2 separate regions of the Homo sapiens genome follow, and region 2 is linked to region 1. A link is a contact called in ENCODE Hi-C or POLR2A ChIA-PET data. All regions are on one chromosome and are shown on one strand. The core of a region is the stretch at or near the end of the contact, and the rest is flanking DNA. Distances in the headings are between cores, read along the strand shown.

What was found. Hi-C counts contacts between places; a loop is a spot of excess contacts on that map. ChIA-PET counts read pairs that join two places held with the same protein, here RNA polymerase II (POLR2A).
Region 2: a map of heart right ventricle shows a loop between it and region 1 (4-fold over the local background). The contact joins two enhancer-like sites. A Hi-C loop is called at or near these places in 2 of 168 maps with a recorded cell type or tissue (endothelial cell of hepatic sinusoid and heart right ventricle). POLR2A ChIA-PET finds 5 or more read pairs at or near these places in 1 of 52 experiments (HepG2).

Annotation. Positions count from the first base shown.
Region 1 is chr1:168,832,469-168,835,168 of GRCh38, reverse strand. No RefSeq gene overlaps it. Among named protein-coding and RNA genes, the nearest start is that of LINC00626, 47 kb to the right of the region's middle. Within about 2 kb of position 1,275, at least 4 of the 41 ENCODE cell types and tissues checked have a DNase peak (open chromatin) inside an H3K27ac peak, as active enhancers do.
Region 2 is chr1:168,892,013-168,894,712 of GRCh38, reverse strand. No RefSeq gene overlaps it. Among named protein-coding and RNA genes, the nearest start is that of LINC00626, 110 kb to the right of the region's middle. Within about 2 kb of position 1,277, at least 12 of the 41 ENCODE cell types and tissues checked have a DNase peak (open chromatin) inside an H3K27ac peak, as active enhancers do.

The DNA of each region.
Region 1 (2,700 bases), core at 26-2,525:
AATACATTTTAATTATACACATAATATAAAATAAACTTTATATTATAAAATGTATATATATTTATATATTTTAAATATATGTAAATGTATATATTTTTATTATAAAGTATATATATTTTAATGTATTTTAAATATATAAATGTATGCTTTAAATATGTAAATAAAACATATATATCTGTTTTATATATATATATACACACATACATATATATACACACACATATATATCTATATATATAATTAATTCTGTCTAGGGCCTGGTAGAAAAGAGAGGCCAGGAAATATTTTATATAAGAGATTACAGTAGAGCACAATTATGAATGATATTAAAATCTAGAGAGCAGTGATTACTCAAGGTCAGACCACTAGAAAGGACTCAAACTCATATCTTATGGCTCCAAGCCCAAATTTCTTTCTCCCACACTTTATTGTACAGTTTATGGTTTGCCCATTCAAAGCAGGCATGTTTTATGTAATATTTAACCAGAGTCAAAGGAATTTCCCAGCTTCAAAGACATTTAGTACAGCTGACAGAGACATGTGATTGCCTGAATGGATTCTAAAGTTCATAGAATTGCCAGTTACTGTGAGAATACCCTTGATGTGTCAGGACGTGTGTGGTGCAAAATAGATGAAGTAAGGAAAGTTTCCTTTTGGAACATTTCTCCTCAAACACTTCAGACTTCCTGGCCCTCTTGCTGTCTCAGGCTTCTGAGGCTCCATTGTGATAACACAACCAAGGCTACCTGGTCCTTAACATGGGCCTATCCCTAAATTATCCAACACTGACCAGCCAGTGTGTCATAATGATGCTTAACAGGCTGCAGCGGAATCTGGTGTGAGTACATTACCATGATGTGATCCATTACTAATCATGGTGTAAGGGTGGTTTATGTAGTGAATATTTAGTTCATTTAGGCATGAGATATATAGAAACTAAAGTCCCTTGACTCAAAGATATGGCTTTATAAAGCTGCAATTTGAGACGTACTGCCTGAGGAGGGAAATATGATTTGTGTTGGGCAGTGGGGGATTAGAAACCACCAACTCTTTTTACATGTGACGCTGGATCTCACAACAGCAGAAATAACTGTGACCTTGCTTAGCTTATTTATTTGTTTTCCATGCTGGTGGTGACTGGCTACTTTGGTGGGGTAGGAAGAGTGAAGGTTTTTCTAAGGCAAAGGACAACACATGGAGTGTTCAGCCGAGAGGGGCTCCCTCCCCTTGGCCTTGTGTCTTATCACCCCTGTGGCAGGAAGGAAGATGCCTGCTGCTATTGACAGCTCTGGCAGGGCCACCTCCGGTTTCCTGTTCTTTGGGCTGCCTCAGTGGCAGGGGGCAGGTAGCAGGGGGGGAAGAAGCACTGGCTACCAGAGGAGGGGTAGCTTAATGAAGGCAATAATGCTCCAGGAATTAGGGGAGAAAAAGCCAGGCTTAAAGAGTCCTATTTGTTTCAACCAAGAAACACTATTATTTGGACTATGAGAGCTCAAAGGCCCTTCCAATGCCAGCACTCAGTGACTTCATAACTATGAAGGGAAGGGGCAGAGTGGTATTGGGGAGTTTCTGCTGAGGGAGCCAAAAGTTTTGCCAGCCTTTCCTGTCCCCATGACACCTCTTTTATTTCCTGTCCTTCCCATTGCCACGGGAATTTGCATGGGTAGTCACTATGCCTACTGTGTTTATTGCTTTATTGCAGCACTTAGCACTGTGTCTGACACATAATAGAAAATTAATAAATATTGCTGAATGATCTTTATGACTATCTATATATATTTGAAGTAAAATCCCATGAACTATTTCCTTCTTTATAGTCTATTCAGACTTAATACTTTGGTTAACAAATAAACAAATTAAACTTGTGCATAGGACAAAAGGCTAGAAGGAAATTATCAAAATATTAATAACTTTCTTTGGGAAATATAAATATGTTTATTTCTCTCTGTTCTATTTTGGTTTAACTTTCTTTTTCTACCTTTCTATAACTAAAAAAGTGTGTTAACTTTTGTAATGAAAAAAATCTTCAGCAAACTTTATTAAAAAATGTAAAATCTTTTTGGGGGAACTCTATTTTCTGAAGAAATAACAACTACTGACTTCCTATAATGTTTGGGTGGGGTGCAGCCATGGGTGGGCTTTCGTGCACATATGTACACATCTACATATGTAGTACCTGTACATTCCTCCAATGGAGATGTTAACTCCTTCTTTTAAAGTTCAGTGTAGCCAAATAAGAAAGACAAGCAATGTACTTGGTAAGCTCTTCCAGGACAGTAGCATTACACAATTCTTCCATGAACATCTGCAGAAGTGCTTTCCAGCTTCCCAGCTGATTAATTCTACAGCCTCATCTCTTTCTGGGCCCATCTCCTCACTGCCGCCATACTGAATTGCTTGTAATTCCCTGAGGAAGCTAAGTCTTGCCTATCTCTGCTTTTGCACCTTTCCACCTAGGAAACACCTCTCCTTCAGAATGCAGCTCACTAAAGTGTCACACACTCCATAAATCCCTTTCTGGCTCTTTTCCCAGCTCTACTCTTCACCTTTATGGACAACTGATCCCCCATCCTCTGGGCATTCGTTGCACCCCATGAGGGTCCCCATCGCAGGCCTGCAACCCTGGACCGTGCTTATCTGTACAAGTTTGTTCCTCCACTACCCTTTGGCTCTCTGCAGGTGTGCAGCAGGTCTGAGTGC
Region 2 (2,700 bases), core at 28-2,527, 60 kb before region 1:
ACATTTTTTGGCAAGAAAAGTTTGTAAGTGATGTTGTGTATTTTTTATTGCATTACATCATGTAGCACATAATGTCTGGTTGTCTCATTTTGAAACCGCTTACATTGATCAATGGCTTCAGATGAGACAGCCTGATTCTTCCGTTGTAAAAGTCCCTATCATCTCTTCTCTTAATGGTTTTAGCATCTGTTAATGTTTATTGCCTGAATCAATTATTTCATTAGTGTTGTTAAATGGGGATTTTCTAATTTCACTAATTCTTCTACATTTAATAACTATAATTCTTCTCTAAGGAAAAAGATGTTCCTCATCAACTAGGGATTTTTTTTATTTTGAAATGTAGTAAAACAGGACAACCAAAATGAGTATTCCCTAATTTTGTCCACTCAAATTCTTAGAAATAATGACAAACCAGTGGCAAGAAATATCCATACGTGTTCAGATTATGGTTTCTAAGTAACATTAACACTAAAAGGGACCAGAGATTCATGGAGAAGGGCTGAGTCCAAGTCCAGGGTGAAATAAGTAAGATGAACCTGATGATAAACCTTGCGGTGGCAATAAAGAATCTCTCAAAGATAACAGGGCTGTGTCAAAAAGATCTCCCAGGAACTAGTTTGAAAGAACTTCTGCCGGTGCAAGATGGGACAATCTTTACATCAAAAACAATAGTGACTGAAATTGACTATCTCATATTGAATATATTTTAAGCCTATTAGTTCATAATAACACAGACAAAAAATAAAAACTGCTAGAGAACCACAAAACCACCAGCCAAAACAAAAACACAACAAATACCATTTCAGAAAAGTAGGGCACCAACCCCTTGCTCTGAAAACTGGTAAATTACAGGGAAAGGATGATTTATGTTTCTAAATGATCATCATGGCTGCTGTGTGAGGAGTATGTTGTAGGAAAACAAGAGTAGAAACAGGGAGGCTTGGGCCAGGCTCCAGGGACTGTGTAAATTGCCAGGGATACATGGATGATGAGCTAGCCCCTGACCTCCTGGAGCTCTCATCTCCAGTGGGGAAGGCTGCCTTGTCACCAGGCAGTTGGAATCAAGCGGGAAGTATATAATAACAGAGGCAAGCAGACGGTGCCACTGCAGCACACGAGAATGGCATCAAGCCATCCTGGGAGCTCTAATACAGAGGAGTACATACCCAAGCTGAGTCTTACATTGAGTCAGAAATAAAAGATGATCATATCCCAGACCAACTCCAGAACCAGTTGGAGCCTGCTGGAACTAAGGCAGCTGTAGTCAGTACTGACTCAGGACCTGGATAGGATTAAGCTGGCAGGAGGAAGGGAACATTAAGTCCAGCAGAGAAGGGACTAGGGAAGATGGGCTGAAAATTGATCCAACATAGCCACAGGGAGGATAGGGCTGAGATTTCTTTTGTACTACCTTCATCTCTCTGTTTATCTGATCATTGCTTGTAACGGTGAAAGATGCTAAATGGGGGAGATGAGAGGAGAGCTATGAGGAAAAGTAGGGAGGCAGACATCAACGAAGCACAAATCACAGCTGTTCTACATGGAAGATGAATCATGCTATGTTGCTGAGCTGCATCATAGGAAAAGAGGTGCCGTGTCTATGCTGTGTTGTGCTATGTTAAAATTTTAATCACTAGAGATGATATAAACACTGAGGAATCAAAAACACACTGAGAGATCACTGGCCAGACAGAAGTAACACATGGAGACAGACTCAAGCTGTAGAATAACATGAGATGATGTCAGAGTAGACCCTTACATGACCCAGGGAATCTGCAAATATCCCAGATCCTTGGGATATTTGGATGGATGAAATGGACCCTGCACAAAGGAGGGTGAATAATATGGACTACCTATGCACAGAAATACAGAGAAGAGTTACAAGCCAATGCTGAGCTGAAGTGTAAAGTTTCAGAAGAGAGTTTAAACAAATATTTAAAACAATGATAATATTCAGTTGTGGCAGGAGTGCAGTAAAATTGCTGTTTCGATGTACTACTAGTGAGAGCTGAATCAGTACAATCTTCCTGGAAAAAAATTAACGGTATGTTTAAATATTCTTAAAATGTTCTTATACTTTTTCCTAATAATTTTATCTTTGAAAATAAAAGAAAGGCCGGGTGCGGTGGTTCACGCCTGTATTCCCAGCACTTTGGGAGGCCGAGGTGGGTGGATCACAAGGTCAGGAGATCGAGACCATCCTGGCTAACACGGTGAAACCCCGTCTCTACTAAAAACACAAAAAATTAGCTGGGCGTGGTAGCGGGCACCTGTAGTCCCAGCTACTTGGGAGGCTGAGGCAGGAGAATGGCATGAACCTGGGAGGTAGAGCTTGCAGTGAGCCGAGATCATGCCACTGCACTCCAGCCTAGGCGACAGTGCAAGACTCCGTCTCACACACACACACACACACACACACACATACACACACACAAAAGAAAACATAAGAAAAAAGCCCCCAAAATATACAAGAATATGTATACAAAGTATTATCAGAGTATTAGTTTAGAGGAAAATAGAAAACAATCTAAATTCCTACCAGTAAGGAATGATTAATTAAGGGTGGCATATGTATAATTGGAATATTATGCAGGAATTAAATGATTACAGAGATTTTAGTAATATGGGGAATGTTTATTATTTGAGATTAAGTTAGAAAGTAGAAAATAAATTGTAAAAATTTTTTAGTTTTTAAAACCA